2 separate regions of the Homo sapiens genome follow, and region 1 is linked to region 2. A link is an interaction called in ENCODE POLR2A ChIA-PET data of the cell type or tissue named here. Cell type or tissue: endothelial cell of umbilical vein. All regions are shown on one strand. Each heading gives the region's core, and the rest is flanking DNA. Links, peaks and the distances in the headings are about the cores only. Region 1 has its middle 200 kb from the start of MAT2B. Region 2 has its middle 260 kb from the start of MAT2B.

Region 1 (5,394 bases), core at 256-5,255, 54 kb after region 2:
AACAACAACGACAACTCACCTCATGCCTCTTTTTCCCTTATTTTTACTTATTCTTTACTAAAAATATGGATCAATTCTAATACCTAACACATTAACTGCGTCCAGTTTTGTTTCTTTTCAGTCCTTATCCACAGACATGTCTATCTGATGTAGTTGCAAAGATGTTAAAAGATTTTACATTTTACTCTCTATTTAATTTTATAGATGAGACTCTTATTTTAAACAATTGTATGTTTTAATTCAAAGAAAAAAGTAATTCTATGAGGTTTTGACTGGAGATAGCTTTCCACCAAAGTATAAACCCTAAAAGCAAACACAGCTATAAAAATTAATTACACCAAATTGCTTCAGCAAGGTAAACAGCAAACCCAGGACCAAGTGTTAAAACTTGAGAGAGTCAATTATCAAGCTATCTAGTAAAAGCCTCCAAAAAATCGATAATCCTCCAGCCTGACTTTCATGATGACATTAGAAAGAGCATTTAACTTTTTTATATAAAGAACAATCTCATGGAAAGCTGGTCTATGTTAATCTTTTAAACCTATTACCAACATTTTATGCATCATAATCCTAGCTAAACCGGAATATATACATATATATATATATGTATATATATATATATATTTAGGTTCGCGCAACAACAGCACTTTCTAAAAGGGTCCCTGCCAGGCAATAACACTATTCATTTACTAAATATTGCCTGGGGAGCCAGCCATGCATGACTCATTAACACAGATGGAAGTTTCACATTATATCCCAGGTCCGTGGAACAAATGGAGTGACCCGTTATTGTTTCTTCTCCTTTCATATCTATGTAATGTGGATTGTAAAGAGAATTTGATCTGCTCTGCTTTACTCCACTGCCAGATGCCATTAGATTCATATTTTGAGTTTGTTTCTCCTTTGTACCCAGGTATCATTTATCCTCATGAGTATACAGGTAGAGAAAAATCCACACCTTAAGCCATTATCTTAAAAATAGTTCTTGATCAACCTGTTATTTCTCAATAATTTTTTGGTGAAATTGCAAGTAAGGAAAATTTGATACTCAGAAAAGTTGTTACGTAGCCTATAAACTTGTACCCTGATAGTACCAAACATTGCATGTTCTCACAAAACAGAGGAGAATTATTTTATAACAGAGTAGTCTAGCAATTTTCTTTTTCTAGTATTACTATTTTCTAGTATTACTATTACTCATGCAAATAATGAAGTTAACTTAAGGCTCTGTAAACAATTAAGTAAGAAACACTTGTTTCTAAACCTCTAACAACATGATGAAATGAATTACAGCCTATCTAACCAAGAGATTATATCAAAGCCATTGACTATGATGACATAGGTCTCTATTTATTGTCCAGGACAGATGCTTAGAATATATGACCAATTAAAAAATAAACAACAGGTCAATATGCTATCTAATCCAATTTTGTGCCTCTCTATGTGTGTGTTAGAATGCAGCACCAAAGAACAAAGAATACACACCAAAGCTTATCAGTGGTTAGCTATAGGTGGGAAGACTGCAAGTGATGCATTACCTTCTTTTCACCTGTTCATGTTTTCTGTAACCACAAAGACAAGTCCTGCTAAAAAGCTTGGGGAAAATGTCATAAAGAGAGAGGGAGAATGATTGAAAACTTCAGAGACGGATAAGCCAGCTTGTCCTTCGCTTTGATATTAGACACATAGGTGCTACTTTACATAAATGATAAATTCATTGATTTGGGTAAGAGTCAAGAATCTAACAATCAATTTGCAACTACCAGGATACAGACAGTTAAACCTTAGAAAACCAGAACGTCTTTGCCATTCTTTGTCCTGTGGTGCAGACTAGTTCAATTTCCTTACCTACATGTCCTCCATTAATTGCCTTTTCAATGGATTACTAATAAGTTTTTGATGTTAAGCAAACATCAATGCTCCTATTAAAGTGAGACCAAACACTGTGACTATTTGTTTAATAACACAGTCTGAATGAAGGACGAAGTTCAATTAGCACTGGAGCTGATACAGGCTTCATTAGGAAGGAGAGACAATTAACAAGTGGAAGGCTGCAGGAGGCACTGATGTGCACGTCATGCAGCAAGCAAAAAAGGACAAGCAGCACAGAGTTTCTTTGAAAAAACTGTAACCTGAAGACTTCAGACAGAAAGAAGGATCATTAGCACAAAATTAAGCCCCCTAATAGGGTGATCCTTATCCAGCTAGCTCCAGAAGAAATATGAGGCCAAATCACGTAATCTAACTAAACTGCAGGGTATCAGGACAATTGGAAGGAACAGGAATTATCTATCAGGTAGAACTTCACTTAGCAAAAGATTTGGTTCACAGACACTGTTCCATGGATGCTACTGAGCACTATTTTTGGAGTCAGAGGACCGACCTGTACCATTAACTAGCTGTGTGACCTTGAACGAGTCACCCAACCTCTACAGTAATCTGTTTCCTTTTTTGTAGAAAATTAGGGGAATAAACAAATGAGTTCTCCTAGCTCAAAAATTCCATCTTTTTTTATCCTAATTACTCATTCTTATCCTAGTTATCCAGGAAATCATAAATTGCTTTGTCATTAACAGTAATCATATGATTTTCTCAAATGGAATGTGGTAAGGGTGAACAAAAATGCCACAATATTTTAAAGATACATATGGACAAAAGTTTTATTTCATGACTAAAACCCCAGGATTTCTCTGATTTGTTCTAATTTCAATATACATCCTCTTTATTTTAAACCAATATGATAAGACAGATTTTTTTAAAAAAACATCTTTTCTTTACAGTGTTGAGTGTTTACAACATGGTGCCAGATATTTGGAAAGAAATAAGTGTGGCTGAAGTACGAAGAGGGGATTATTTCATCTATTAAATTGTTTAATGACAACTCAGTCACACCCCAAGGTCACTCTTGAAATCACAGCCTTGCAAAGTGGCCCACGAGACTCAGACCAGCTGCCTAGTGTCTCCTTCTCTTCCAGAGCTCCCAGGAGAGACAAAGAGCCAGCCAGCCTTCCACAGTAGAAACAGCAGACAGGAACACAGAAGCATTTTGAAGAGGGGCATGAGAATACTAAAATAAAATAGGCAAGGATATAAGATGGAGGACTGGAATAACGAAGGGTTTGAAAAGAAAAACAAGTAAGCAGTTTCACTTTTAGAAACTTATTCTCCAGAAATATTTATTCAATTGCGTAAATATTTCATTCACTCAACACTCATTCAACAAATAAGATGTGATAGCATTTGAACAGAGACCTAAAAGAGAAATGAAGAAGTCAGTCAAGCAAATATGGGGGAAGAATGGTTCAAAGGATTGTAGGCAGTGGGAACAACAAATGCAAAGATCTTAAGGAGAAATTGTGCTTATGATATTTAAGAAATAGCAGATATTTTAATGTGGCTGGTGTAATGTGAATACACGGGAATGCGGTAGAAGTCAAGGTTGGGAAAAGTAGTAGGATGCTGGCTCAGGGAGGGTCTTAAAGACCATGGCATACACTTTGACTGTTAGTGACTTAGATGGAGAGTCTTTGAGTAGAGCGATTTTTATCTGATTGAGTTTTAAAAAGATCATTCTTGGCTGCTATTGGCAAGTAGAAAAACAAGTTACAAGGTAATGACAATAGTTCAGATGAGGGGTAATGGATTGGATGACAGTGAGAAGAGGTGATTAGAAATGACCAAAATGACCAATGTCTGCATATATTTAAAAATAGAATCAGTGGAATATGCTGATGGATTTTATGTGGGTATTAGAGAAAAAGAGGGCATCAAGAGCAATATCAAGATTAAGCCTGAACTTGAGAAAAATGGAATTGACATTCACAGACATGATAAAGTCTAGGATATTCATTTTCATATAGTTTCCTATATTCCCATGAATGTAATCTAAATGGCCATGAATTGTGGAATGACTACAGAAATGATGCTACATCCATACTATGGAACCAATAAATTAAGGCAGAACCACACATCCTTTCATGGAAAGACATGCATGACATATAAATGAATCAGTCATGAGTTACAGAATATGTTCACTGTGATGTTATTAATATATATTTTATATCTATATCTACATAATTAGAAATAATATTCAACAAACTTTTTTAAACTTAAGACAGGATCTCTCTATGTTGCCCAGGCTGGTTTCAAACTCCTGAGCTCAAGTGATCTTCCTGAGCCTCCTGAGTAGCTGGGACTGTAGATGTATACCATCACCCCTGGCTAAACACAAACTTTTAATAATAGTCATCTCTATGAAAATTGGTAAGTGGAGGAGGGGTTTTCATTCTCAACTTGTGTTTTACCATTGTTTGAGGTTTTAAAAATTTAGCAATTTTACTATGGCTTTTTAACATTTAACATGTGCAATTTTTGTAATTAAAAAGTTGTCTTCTTATTAAATAAACATAAACAAGACTGCCTAGCCAGTGGAGGGGTATAGGATTGTGGTTAAGGCCTGAGATTTTGAAGTCAGACTCTAAATTCAAACACCGGCTGTACTGCTTATAGGCTATGTGACCTAGAGAAAATTGCTTTACTTCTTTGTGCCTCAGTTATTCTTGTTTCAAATGGGATAAGAGTAGTGTCCATCCGAGAAAGTGGTTGTGAGGATTAAACAGGATGATCATAAGGTTCTTAAAACAGTGACTGGCACATAGAATACACTAAACAGGAATGTTATGAATAATACTCTACCATGAAATATACCAACATAAAAGTTATAGAGTGATTTATTTTTATAGCATGAAAAAATATGTGTGTGGTTAGGGAATGTGTGCAAAGGTGGTGGGCTGAAATAGGAGAAAAATGGTAATCGAGGAAGCATAATTTGATAGCTTCAAAGATCAATAGAATGAGATAATGTTGAATTTTTAAAAAAAAGGAATCCCCATGACAAAAGATATGCATATTCCAGTTCAAAATATCAGACTGATTACTTTTTAAAGAGACTTGATCTTTTTTGAAATGTTGCTGCTATGATTGGGGCTAATCTTTTAGTACTCTTTACCATATATGCTAGAACAGACGGTGGCCCAGAATATGAGTCCTCCATTTTCTCAATATGAAGATTCCCGAAATGTTTTTTAGCCAACTTCAGTATATTAACTTCAACTTAGAGACAAAAAGTTAAATATTTTCCTCTAAGGTTTATTTTTTGTACATTTCTATATGCAAGTGTATTTAAAATCACATATTGTATGAAGTACATTAATTTAGACATAGTTTAGATATATTACTCCTTACTATCCTCACAATACTTGGAATAACTTTCTTGGAATTCTTCACATGCGTCTTCATCATCATGTCATTATCATCTCTGGATGCATATTTTGAGATGTCTAACAGTCTTCTAGCACTCATTATATTCTCTTCCATCTAAGTTGTTTGAAATTG
Region 2 (5,394 bases), core at 192-5,191:
CCCAGTGTGGCAAATAGCACTCACTGCTTTTTCTCTAACAAAAAAAGATGAAAGCAAAATGTGACTCTTTTTTTTCAGAAAAAAACAAAAAGGATTCACTATTTTTCTTTTTAGCACTTACTATATGCTTTCCATGTGATGCATATAACACAAACATGTCCCTGTTCCTTGTGAGACTTATGCTTAGATGCGGAAAGAAGACATATGAGAAGGGAAGGTGAGTAACTACATGAGATAGAATATTTTTAGTCATCTGACACTTCATAAACTCAATAGTTACAGAAGTTAAAGGGTGGAGAATCAATTCAAAACTCTTCTCCTCTCTTCCCTTCATATCCATATCCAATCATTCACCAAATCCCATCTTCTCTCCCTCCTCCCTCTCTCTCCACAACTTATTCCTACCATCACCACTGCTCCTCCCTTGTTCTGGTCACCAGCATCTCTAGCCTTGACCATTTCAGCAGCCTTTGCAGACTCCAGTCTTTCTGCTCCCATACTGAACTTTGATTAGTGTTTTTAAAATGCAAACTTAATTAAATCACCTTCACTGCTTAAACCACTTTGAGGATACCCCACAGATGTCAGAAAAAATCAAAATTACATTAAATGATACAAGAGTTCTTCATTCTCTGCCTGTCTCTGCAGCTTTATCTCCCAACATTCTTCTTCATATTCAAGGCCAGACTGAATACCAAGGTCTCCCATCTCTGGCCTTTGGCAAGCTGTCTTCTCACTGCCCAGAATGACCTTACCCTCACTCATTTTCTTATGTCTGGATTATTACTGTTTATTCTTTTTAATTTAGTTTTAGATGTCATCTCCTCTGGGAAGGACTCTCTGACCCTTCATAAGACAGACAGAGAGATAGATCCCACACATATACTTAACAGCTATTCCACCTGGATACTCCTCCAGCATCTTGTATTTACCCTAATCTAGATACCACATTGGAATTTCTGTTTGCATCTCTGACTCTCCGCTAGACTCAAAGTTCACTGATACCTGCAGTTCCTGCATTGTAGTAGATTTCCAGTGCCTCGCAAAGATTCTAGCAGACATTAAGTACTCAGAAAATGCATATTAAATGACTGAGTAGGTTGGAGTTTCCGGAAGAGAAGTTAGGAAAGAGATGGAGTTCCAAATCAGATTTAGAGGAGTGTAAACAGGTAAAATGGAATGGAGGGAGACTTTCCAATAATTTTTGATAAACAATGGAGCTTACTAAAATGCAAATATCCTTGTGGTTAACACTCAAAGATATTGTTTATCACTGAGTTTGTTCCAATTTAAAGCCAGGCACTACGTAAATAAGAGAGAATGTCAGAGGGAATAAACTTTTGGGGGTGAAAGAAAACAAAACTCATTATTTCTAAATGAAACCCCTCCATTTTAGCCCGTTTATTCTTCCAATCGGCAAAATTTTTCAAACTTCAGTTAGGAAAAGAGACCTTAGATAAATGTTTTAAAATATTTGTTTCCAAAACATTAAGTGCTATGTTGTGATTGAAATAAAATATATACCTTGTAGGAGAAAGCAGTATTTAGTGGTTCTCACTATAATGGGAAACCCAAATGTCTTTATCTGACTCTTCATATCTCTCCATCCTGGCTTCTTAAAAAATCTCTTTATTCTTCTTCTTTTTGCTACCATTTCTAGTCCCATAAAATAAGAAATATTCCCAGGTAAACCTTAGTTGTATTCTTATATCTCTCCCTTTTTACATCTCGTAACTTTTTCTGGAATACCTTTCTCTTTCCAGAGCTGATAAACTCACTCATTAATGCTCAATTCAAGTTCTTACCTCCTCTGTGAAGTCATTTCTATCCCCTCCAAAAGTGACCCAATTCTCTCATTTCCATTCTTTCATAGTGGTCTATCTTTATTTAAATACTTTCCAAAGAGCACTAGTTTCATGGAATGTCAATAGGTCATACAGGGAACTACAGTTTTCATTTTCTATAAATTGTGAAATATTTGGCTAAAGATGTAGCATTTCTGCATATTTTAATATGCTAATATGCACTATGAAACTTAAGGGATTATGGTTTGATGCATTTTTCCCAATTTTATACAATCATAAAATTTTTGTAACCAGGAATCCCTTTCTTCACCAAATAACTTGTGTTCTTCCAAATATTTTGGGAAATGTGACTTATTATGTGGTTATCTACATGTCCCAGAGAGTCTTCCTGGAAATAGGATTCATTTCTTATTGCTCTTTGCAACCTCAATAATCAGCACATAGTAGGTTGTTAATAAATATCTCTATGAATTAATTTATAGAAAGAGGAGAAGGTACTGAAAAAAGGGTAATAGGGATGGCCAGCCCCATGTATCTCGTACGACGGAAAAAGGAAATACTCACCTAAACACATTTCCCTACCTGTGCAGTCCAACATAACATGACTTAATTACAAGTCATAGAAATCCAACTCAGCCTAAACTTTACTAAACAGAAATGTCTTGGTAATGTGGTGGAATACTGGAGTAGGTTACAGATTTGATGGGGAGGTTGCAAAAATCTAGGACCTAGAGGAGAAGAATGAGTGACTTCATGCTGTTGGGACACAAATGCTCTCCCCACAACCATCTTTCATCATTGCAACACTGTTTCTCCTTGCACTTATGCGTCATGTCCTCTAATTGAAATCGGTTAGTCAGAATGACAGGAAACATAGGGACCTTAGCCAAAACAAATACTCTTATCAGAAAGTGCAAGCCTCATTCTCTCAATGTCTATAAGCTGACATCACTTAAGGGGTCGATTGGTCTTTGTGTAGGTCATGAGCCCAGACTTTTCTATTTCTATTGCTAGAGAGATGGATAACAGAACCAAGGCCTTACCCCAACTCTGGCCATTCCTGTATTCAGGGTCCTTAGTGCATTATCAAGAAAGGGGAGATGAAAAAGTTTGCTGAGATGACCAAGAAAGAGCTACCACTATCCACTCTAGGTGATTAAACATGGCTGTTAATGGAAAGGCTGTCCACACATTTTGCTCTCGGTAACAGGAAAATAACCCTTCCTTCTCGTTGTGGAGAGAATGATATCTTGATTTCTGTTTTGGCATCAAGCATCTCTCTCCCAATGTGAAGGAAGACCCTTCCAAAAAGCAAAGCAAAACGACATAGGGAATATATACTTAGCTTATTGAACTGGAAAGCTACTGAGTTTGTCCTTAAATGCAACTATATGAACCCTTTTAAAACCCTTGGGAGCAAGGTAATAAGAGAAACCCCTGTCTGATAGGTTAACCATGACAAGTTGGGTCTTTATTTCCTGTGTTGTTGTCGTTTTCCTGGTTAGAGAAAGCACAATTTGACCCCCAGACTACCCATAAAATCTGGTTAAAAATAAGGTGAGTTGTACACAAGGCTGTTATAATCTATAAAAATCCAACATTATTTAATATTTATCTTTTCCACCATACTGGGAAAAAACATTTGGAAGAGCCATTTATATTTTACTTTACTAGACTGCTTACCTAGAATTTCCCAGTCATCAATAAAGCAGAGTTTAATTTTTGAGAGACATAAAGAAAAATGAAGAATTAAAATTGTAATTGGAAAAATTGCCTCAATCAAAATCGCACTTCAAGATGCTTGAATGGATGGGCTAAATAAGTTCAGGCATCCATTAGTTTCTAAATTGAATTAAAATATATTGAGTGCTAATTCAAAAATCTAAAGGCAGCCAGCTGGAATAGAATGGGAGTCATCTGGATCTAAAAGGGGAGTGCAGACAACACAAAGCAAGGAAAGATGATGGCATTTTTGCTGACCTGAAACAACAAAAAGGAAATCTTAAAAACTACTGGTAATTTATTACAGGCCATTATACTAATACTGCTGTTTGCCGCAAGCCTGCATGATGGGGGGTCCATTTTGATTCCACACATCACAACAGCACCGTTCTAACCCTCCTCTCTGCTCCTCCCATATGAAGCCCTTTTTCTCTGCCATTTGCTGTGTGCAGCATGGATGACCTATGGTAATTGCTGAATACATTTTCACCCATATTTTTTAGCAAATGTAATTTCCTTTTGATGCTGCCGCGTTGTCCCCCCACCCTGCTGGGACAGTGAACTCCAATAATCATGCCACTAACATTCAGATAGAGATCAAGTGATGCAGCCAGCTGTATCACAACTTTTGACTTTCAACTTTGTACTTACTTGGGTGCACATATTACCATTTGAGGAAATGAAAAACATTTTTTTCTCTAATGAAAATAGCTTTTGGCCTTAGGTGAAGCTGGTAGAATTGTCCTGAGTTAAAAAAATATATATATATATATCTTTTATATAATTTGGCTCTAACAAAAGTCCTTTTTAAAAAAAAGTGAATGCTTTTTTCTAATACATTTTCAAAGGACCCCATGATTAAATTACTAATTAGTATGGTTTTGAAGAAATGGTCCTATTTTTAAGACTGCCCTCCAAATATTCCAAGTCTTTAAAATAATTTTTTGAAGGAAAGAAGAGGAGGCAGAGAAAAGAGGGGAAAAAGGTTGAATAACAAATTATTTCAAAATTTAGTGGCATAAAACAACCAATCGTTATGTTCATGGATTCTGTGGCTCAGAAATCTGAACAGGGCACAGCAGGAATGGCTTGTCCCTGCTCCCTGCTGTCTGGAACCTCTGCTGGAAGACTTGAGAGCTGAAGTCTGGAAGCATCAGAAGGCTCACTCATTCAGATGTCTGGCAGTCAATGCTGGCTTTGTACCAGACACCTTAGCTGAGGCTAGTGTCAGCTGGAATACATAGGCATGGACTCTCAGCTGGACCTGGGTTTTCTCACACCCTGGCAGCTTGGGACCAATATACAATCCCCCAAAAGATCGGGTGCAACATGCCATGTCTTAGTATCACTTGCCAAGAACACCCAGTGAATTGATGAACTAACATTTCATTGGAGCCAGCCAGGAAATAGTATGTCATTTGAACCAAGGTCACTGTCCACTTGATGTCATCACGGAAGAAGGAAGGAAAGCTGCCCAAGAAGAGAAAAATAAGCCTGGCAAGTTGCCAAATTTTGAATTGAATATTTATCCAAAGAAGATTGTTTTTATACCTGAAGAGTTTGAATTAACTTTGAACTTAAAGTTTAAATACTTTCTGTTGCCTGCTTAAATGAGAATCCAAGAACAAGATGAAGTCAGTTATAAAAATCATAGACAGCCACTTGACTTTTATGTCTGAGTTGTAGAAAACACATCTTTGGTCCTAGTAAACAAGGAATCTGTGCAAGTTTTCAATACGTTAAGAACAAGCTTTTCTTTGGAGCATAAGCTCCTTGAGGTGATGAACTCTTGACATCTACTTAATCAATTTGTATTGAATGTCTACCATGAGCAAGGCATTTCTGGTAGGCATTAAAAATACAGAAA

What was found. Peaks named below come from ENCODE experiments on the same cell type or tissue, not always from the same donor. Only the 100,000 strongest peaks of a DNase experiment are listed, where the experiment ranks them.
Region 1: POLR2A ChIA-PET joins it to region 2 with 15 read pairs; 2 of 35 experiments call an interaction of 5 or more read pairs at or near these places.

Annotation. Positions count from the first base shown.
Region 1 is chr5:163,703,732-163,709,125 of GRCh38, reverse strand. No RefSeq gene overlaps it. Among named protein-coding and RNA genes, the nearest start is that of MAT2B, 200 kb to the right of the region's middle. In endothelial cell of umbilical vein, for the core only: no CTCF peak of the experiment used is centred there; DNase peaks (open chromatin) are centred at 725, 2,545 and 2,965; H3K27ac peaks cover 4,220 bases.
Region 2 is chr5:163,757,963-163,763,356 of GRCh38, reverse strand. No RefSeq gene overlaps it. Among named protein-coding and RNA genes, the nearest start is that of MAT2B, 260 kb to the right of the region's middle. In endothelial cell of umbilical vein, for the core only: no CTCF peak of the experiment used is centred there; DNase peaks (open chromatin) are centred at 2,686, 3,836 and 4,846; H3K27ac peaks cover 4,010 bases.